2 separate regions of the Homo sapiens genome follow, and region 2 is linked to region 1. Evidence: read pairs that join two places in POLR2A ChIA-PET (ENCODE). Cell type or tissue: endothelial cell of umbilical vein. All regions are shown on one strand.

The links. Peaks named below come from ENCODE experiments on the same cell type or tissue, not always from the same donor. Only the 100,000 strongest peaks of a DNase experiment are listed, where the experiment ranks them.
Region 2: POLR2A ChIA-PET joins it to region 1 with 9 read pairs; 3 of 35 experiments call an interaction of 5 or more read pairs at or near these places.

The regions. Positions count from the first base shown.
Region 1 is chr13:41,434,810-41,438,809 of GRCh38, reverse strand. No RefSeq gene overlaps it. Among named protein-coding and RNA genes, the nearest start is that of RGCC, 21 kb to the left of the region's middle. RefSeq lists an enhancer at 3,409-3,909. In endothelial cell of umbilical vein, no CTCF peak of the experiment used is centred here; no DNase peak of the experiment used is centred here.
Region 2 is chr13:41,343,823-41,347,822 of GRCh38, reverse strand. The region is part of intron 9 of NAA16 (N-alpha-acetyltransferase 16, NatA auxiliary subunit); the gene reads right to left. Among named protein-coding and RNA genes, the nearest start is that of NAA16, 35 kb to the right of the region's middle. In endothelial cell of umbilical vein, no CTCF peak of the experiment used is centred here; a DNase peak (open chromatin) is centred at 1,662; H3K27ac peaks cover 1,645 bases.

The DNA.
Region 1 (4,000 bases):
CCACCGCGCCCGGCCTCCAATGACGAAGTTTTTAGAGGCATCAAGCTCCAATGAGTAAGAAGAGAAATTAATCGTAATATGATTTCTTCAAATATTATCTTCAAATGCATTGTCCATCAACACCATAAAAATGTCTATTAGGCTGTTTTTTCTTACCATTTCACATTTTCTATTTCTTTCTTTTCCTTTTTTTTTTTTTTTTTTTTTGAGGCAGAGTTTCACTCTTGTTGCCCAGGCTGGAGTTCAATGGCACGATCTCGGCTCACTGCAACCTCTGCCTCCCGTATTCAAGCGATTCTCCTGTCTCAGCCTTCCAAGTAGTTGGGATTACAGGCATGCGCTACCATGCCCGGCTAATTTTTTTTTTTTTTTTTTTTTTGTATTTTTATTAGAGACAGTGTTTCTCCATTTTGGTCAGGCTGGTCTTGAGCTCCCGACCTCAGGTGATCTGCCCGATTCCGCCTCCCAAAGTGCTGGGATTACAGGCCTGAGCGACCCCGCCCAGCCACCACTTAGCATTTACATGTTACGTTTGTTGAAGTTATAGATTTATGCACACGTTGATTGCTGCTTTGTTATACACTTGCATATACATAAGATGGGAAATAGAAAAGAATAAAATGGGCACAGTATCCCTGAAGTTTCACATTCCGAGACATTTTAAAAATATTTGCTCTTTAGAAATTTGTTTCAATTAAGAAACTGTGGTATACACACCCAATGAAGTATTATTCAGCCTAACAAGGAAGAAAATCCTCTCCGCTGCAGACAAAATGGATGAGATTGCAGGTCTGTATATTAAATGAAATAAGCCAGGCACAGAATGACAAATATTTCATGTCCTCACTTCTATGTAGGAAAAACGGAAACCTTGGCCAGGTGTGGTGGCTCAGGCCTGTGATCCCAGCACTTTGGGAGGCCGAGTCACACGGATCACTTGAGTCCAGGAGTTGGAGACCCGCCTGGCCAACATGCTTTTTCTTTTGTTTTGTTTTTCAGATGGAGTCTCGCTCTGTTGCCCAGGCTGGAGTGCAGTGGTGCGATCTCGGCTCACTGCAAGCTCTGCCTCCTGGGTTCATGCCATTCTCCTGCCTCAGCCTCCCAAGTAGCTGGGACTACAGGCACCCACCACCACACCTGGCTAATTTTTTGTATTTTAGGTAGAGACGGGGTTTCATCGTCTTAGCCAGGATGGTCTCGATCTCCTGACCTCGTGATCCACCCGCCTCGGCCTCTCAAAGTGCTGGGATTACAGGAGTGAGCCACCGCACCCGGCCCATGCTGTATCCTTATCTGTTGTCTCTTGTTGTTTGTTTGTTTTTGAGCCCAGAAATAACTTCTCACCTATATGTTCAAATGATTTTTCACATGAGTGCTAAGAAAGCTCATTGGTGGAAAAGCAGCCTTTTCAAGAAATGGTGTCAGAGGAACTTGATTTCCACATGCAGAAGAATGAAGGTGGACCCTATGTCACACCAGGTGCAAAAATTAACACAAACTGGATCAAAGACCTAACCCCAAGTGCTAAAAGTATCATAGGCCTAAAAGAAAACATTGGCCACACTTTCATGACATTGGATTGGGCAATGCTTTCTGGGATACGACCCCAAAAGCATAGGCAACGAAAGAAAATTAGATTCCTTGGATTACATCTAAATGACAGACACTTCTGTGCAGCAAAAAACACTGTGACCTGAGTGAAAAGATAACCCATGGATTAGGAAAAATATTTGCAAATCATCTATCTGAAAAGAGGCTAATATCCATCATACATCAAGAACAGCTAGAACTAAACAACAAGAAACCCAAAGCATCCCATTAACAATGGTCAGGAGACTCGAGTAGACGTGTCCCTAAACAAGATATAGCAATGGCCAATAAGCATCTAAGATGATGTTCAAAATCACTCATCATAGGGAAGCGCAAATCACCCAAGAATGTGATACCACACGTTAGGATGGATATGATAAACAAACAAGCATTGGTGAGACTAGAGGGAAGTAGGAATGCTCGAATATGATTGGAGGGAATGTAAAACCGTGAAGGAACAGGGAAAATACTATGGCATGTACTGAAAAAATTAGAAACAGAATGATCAGATGTTCCCGCAGTTGCATTTGTGGGTACCTACCAAAAAGAATTAGAAGGCAGGAGTGGAAGAGAGATTTGTGCACCCATATTCATAGCAGCATTATTCACAACAGCCAAAATGTGGAAGCAACCCGAGGGTTCGTGGACAGATGAACGAAAAAGCACACTGCAGTGCATTCATACAATGGAAGACTATTCAGCCTTCAAAAGGCAGGCACTTCTGGCCGGTGCGGTGGCTCATGCCTGTAATCCCAGCATCTTGGAAGATCGAGGTGGGCGGATCACCTGAGGTCAGGAGTTCAAGACCAGCCTGGACATCTTGGTGAAACCCTGTCTCTACTGAAAATGCAAAAAATTAGCCGAGCGTGGTGGCGCTTGCCTATAGTCCCGGCTACTCGGGAGGCTGAGGCACAAGAATCGCTTGAACCCGGGAGGCGGAGGTTGCAGTGAACCCAGATTGCGCCACTGCACTCCAGCCTGTGTGACAGAGTGAGACTCCATGTAAACACAAAACAAAACAAAATGAAACAAAAACAAACAAAACAAAAAACCAGACAGGCACTTCTGACACAGGCTGCAACATGGATGAAACTTGAAGACATTATCGTCAGTGAAATAAATAAATCCCAAAAGGATAAACACGACCAGGCTCAGTGGCTCGCACCTGTAACCCCAGCACTTTGGGAGGCTGAGGCAGGCAGATCACTTAAGGTTAGGAGTTCAAGAGCAGCCTGGCCAATATGGTGAAAGCTCTTCTCTATTAAAAATACAAAAACTAGCTGGGCGTGGTGGCGCACGCCTGTAACCCCAGCTACTCGGGAGACTGAGACAAAAGAATCGCTTGAACCCACGAGGTGGAGGTCGCAGTGAGCCGAGATCACGCCACTGCACTCCAGCCTGGGCGACAGAGAACAACTCTGTCTCAAAAAAAAAAAAAAAAAAAAAAAAAAAAATTCACCACGGTATGATTCCACTTCTATCAAGTGTCTAGAGTAGTTAAACTCATAGAGTTGCAAATTAGAATGGTGGCCCCCGGGGTGGGCGAGAGAGAGGAATGGAGAGTTTGGTGAATGGGTGCAATTTCCATTTTGAAAGATAAAACTGCTCTGGAGATGATGGCGGTGATGGTTGCTAAACAATGTGAATGTACTTAATGTCATTCAACTGTCAACTGAAAAATAGTGGAAATTGTCAATGTTTATACTGGCCATTCTAGATGAAATCATATAGATTTATAACTTTTAGTATTGATACGTGGTCTATTTTCCCATAGTAAAAGATGAAAATGAAAGCAGTTGGATCTTTAAAAAGAAAAGAAAGAGGGGAATAATACACACAAGCTTCCTCCTGATGACAGGAAGAGCCCCAAAGCTTCTATGGACACTCCCTTTTCTCTTCTTCTTCCTGCATTCTTATGAGGAAATCTGTAGAGATTGGGGAACTTGGGTGACTTTGGCTAATGAGGAGCTCTGTGCCTTGAGCACCCCAGGCCATAGAATAGTCAATACTCAGTCTGTGCCTCCAGCCCTGCAGTGTGAGGTTCCAGTCCTGTGGGCTCCACACCCGTCACCTGTATCAGGAGGCTCATGTCTCACCCTGTCTTCTTGCCAGCCTTGAGGGCAGAGTCTGAGCCTCCGTCATGCAACACGCAGAGAGGAGGGAGGACAGTGGACCTGTTCTCCGTGGTCATGGCCCAGCAGAGGGGAAGGGCAGTTCAGTGAGTCCTGAGGGACAGACAGAGGCTTGCTTTGTTTCCTCATCCTCAGGACAAACAGGACAGTACGGTGGGGAGATGGGAGGAGACCAAGGTGCAAACTGTCAGCTCAGCAGACTGTGGAGATTCTGTTCTTGCTTGTGGTGGGGGGTCTCAGAAATCTTATTCAAAATTTTGCCTTCCTCTCCCACTGGT
Region 2 (4,000 bases), 91 kb after region 1:
ATGGATTGGAAAGAAAGAAGTAAAACGATCTATTTGCAGATGACATGATGTTGCACATAGAAAATCCTAAGGAATCTATTAAAACATCTATAGCAACGAATAAACAAGTTCAGCAAGGTTTCAGAAGACAAAATCAACATACAAAAATCAACTGTATTTCCATATACTAGCAAAGAATAATCCAAAAATGAAATTATAAAAACAATTTCATCTAGACTACCATCAAAAAGAATGGCATGCTTAGGAACAAATTTAACATAAGATGCACAAGACTTGTACAATAATTACAAAACATTGGTTGAAAGAAATCAAAGACCTAAATACAAAGAAAGACATCCCATGTTCGAAGATTGACTTAATATTGTTAAGTTGAGGATACTTCCAAAATGATCTGCAGATTCAACAAAATCCCTATCAAAATCCCAGATGGCTGCTTTGCAGAAATAGAAAAGCCAATCCTAAAATTCAAATGGAAATAAAAGGAACCCTGAATAACCAAAATAGTCTTGAAAAACAAACATAATAAAAAAATAGTCTTGAAGAACAAAGTAGGAGGAGTCACACTTCCTGATTTCTTTTTTTGTTTTTGTTTTTGTTTTTTTTTTTTTGAGACGGAGTCTCGCTCTGTCGCCACGCTGGAGTGTAGTGGCTCAATCTCGGCTCACTGCAAACTCCGCCTCCTGGGTTCAAGTGATTCTCCTGCCTCAGCCTCCCGAGCAGCTGGGAGTGTAGATGCCTGCCACCACGCCAGCTAATTTTTGTATTTTTAGTAGAGATGGGGTTTCACCATGTTGGCCAGGATGGTCTTGATCTCTTGACCTCGTGATCCACCCACCTCAGCCTCCCAAAGTGCTGGGATTACAGGCGTGAGCCACCGCGCCCGGCTCACACTTCCTAATTTCAAAACTTACCACACTGCTACAGTAAGCAAGACAGTATGGCACTGGCACAGATGGACTTTTAGCTTTTCTTGTATACTGATGTTTAACATGTTAAAGAACCTTTCTAGCTATTTGAGAAACTGTCCCTCCAAGGTCTAGCCAATTCTTAAAGATAACAAAGGGCCCAGCTAGGAGTATGTCTTTAATATGCAAGCTATTCAAAATCCAGAGCCATATCTCCTCTATCTGGCCCTTATACCCCAAGAGGCACTACTCCTCTACCTAATCATCCCAGAGCCAGGTGCCAGGCAACGAGACCACCCCGCCAGTCTAAAGTATGCCAAAATTATTCAAACTAAACTGTTCGCCCTGCCCTACCCTAAGGAAACCTCGATGAAGGCAGTAGCCTAATCCTTCCCCTCCCTCCTAACCACCCTAGCGTCTTCCCCAAGTGGCCCAGCATGGCATGGCACAGCATGCCTCGTCTCTAGGACCTGTGTGATAAACTGTGTTTTTTCCTGAGCCTCTCCAGTGTCTCCTATTGTGGCTGCACCTGAATAACAATCTCATAAAAGAATAATAGAAAACAATAAAGACAGTCATACACATCAGTGGAACAGACTTGAGAGTCCAGAGGTGAACCCTCGCATTTATGGTTAATCTTTTTTAGACAAGGCTGCCAAGATCGTTCAACAGGGAAAGAAGAGTCTCTTCAACGAATGGTGCTGGAAAACTGGATAGTCACACACAAAAGAATGAATCTGGACTCCTACCACACCATATACAAAATGAACTCAGAGTGAATGCCTCAATGCAAACTCTTACAAGTAAACATGTTTATAAATCTTCATGACGTTGGACTTGGAAATGGTTTTTAGATAAGACCAGAAAGCATGAGTAACAAAAGGAAAAAAAAGATAAGCTGGACTTCATCCAAATTAAAAATTTTTAGTGCATCAAATGACACCATTAAGAAAATGAAAAGACAACCCGTAGCAGAACAGAAAATATTTTCACATAATGTATCTGATGAGAGACTTGTATCTAGAATATATTTTTAAAACTTCTGGCCCGGCGTGCTGGCTCACGCCTGTAATCCCAACACTTTGGAAGGGTGAGGCGAACAGATTGCTTGAGTCCAGGAATTTAAGACCAGCCTGGGCAAATGGTGAAACCCTGTCTCTATAAAAAATGAGCCAGGCACGGTAGCGCATGCCTGTAGTCCCAGATACTCAGGAAGTGGAGGTGGGAGGATCACCTGAGCCCAGGAGGTCAAGGTTGCAGTGAGGTGAGATCGCACCACTGTACTCCAGCCTGGGTGACAAGAGTGAGACCTTGCCTCAAAAACACAAACAACGAAAAAACCTAAAAAAACCCCACAAAAACAAAACTTCCTTAAACTGAACAATAAAAAGAGAAATAACCCAATCTAAAAATGGGCAAAGAAAATTAATGACATTTCCCCAAAGAACATATACAAAGGCCAATAAGCACATAAAAGATAATACCAACGGTAATCAGGAAATGCAAAGCAAAACCTCAAGAAATTACCATTTCACACCCACTATGATGGCTATCATCAATAATAACAAGTGTTAATGAGGATGTGCAGAAATCAGAACCCTCATATACTGCTTGTGAGAATGTAAAATGGTGGAGGAACTTTGGAAAAAGAGTCTGACAGTTCCTTAAAAGTTTAAACATAGAGTTACCATTTGACTCAGCAATTCCATTCCCAGATACACACCTAAGAGAAATGGAAGCATGTCTACACAAAAACTTGTACACCAAAGTTCACAGCAGCATTATTCAAAATAACCAAAAGGTAGAAACAATCAATGTGGTATATCCATAAAATGGAATGTTACATGGTCATAAAAGGGAATGAAGTACTGATTCATGCTACAATTGCGGATAAAAATATTAAGTAAAAGAAGCCAGACCCAAAAAGACTATATATTAGATAAGTCCATTTATATAAAAGGTCCAGACTGGGAAATCCATAGACAGAAAGTAGGCTAATGGTTGCCTATAGCTGAGAGGGACGTGAAGGTTGTGAGAGAATTACAGCTAAAGGATATGGAGTCTCTTTGGGGGATGACAAAACATTACATTGCAGTGATGATTGCACAACTCTGTGAATATACATTGAACTGTATACTTTTAATAGGTAAATTTTATGATATATTAATTATATCTCAATAAAGCTGTTACCAAAACAAAAATAGGTGGGGAAGCTACTGACATCTCGATGGTAGAGGCCAGGGAGTTTGCTAAACATCCTACAATGCATAGGACAGCCCTACATTACAAAGAATTATCTAGCCCAACACGTCAACAGTAGAATCCTTTGTTAGGAAGGCTGTCCTGTACCTTGTGGAATGTTTAGCAGCATCCCTGGCCTCCACACACTGGATGCCAGTAGCACACCTCACCTCACTGCAGCGACAATCAAAAACCTCTCCAGACATCGTAAAATGTCCCAAGGGGAAAAAATCCACTCCCCAACACCCTCATTAAGAAGTACTGCTCTAAAGAGGACTTTCCAAGATGGTTTTAAAACAACAGATGAACTTCCACAACAGAAATAAAAATCACCAAATCTGGTTCCACTAAATTTTTAACATTTCCATGTGAAAACAAAAACAGAAAAACAAACACAAGACAGGAAATATTTCAGGCACACTGCTAGTGGCAATACAAATTGATGTTTACAACCTTGTGAAAAACGAATTTATCTGTGTTTATCAAGAACCACAAAAATGTTCATATCCTTTACCCACTGAATGACTCTGAGAGAAGAAAATATGAGAAGAAAATAATCCTAAGCAAAGCTAGTATAAAGATATTTAATAATAACTTGAAAAACCAAACAATGGAGGGATGGTTCTAAAAGGTTATGTAATAACTAAAAAGGATAATGAAGATTATATAACAACACAGTAAAAGCTTATGAAACTGCTGGGGCAGGGAGGTGGGTGTAGGTTCACACCTACAATCTCAGCACTTTGGGAGGCCAAGGCAGGCAAATCTCTCGAGTCCAAGATTTTGAGACCAGCCTGGGCAACAGTGAGACCCCACCTCTATAAAAAAAATTTCTAGGCCGGGTGCAGTGGCTC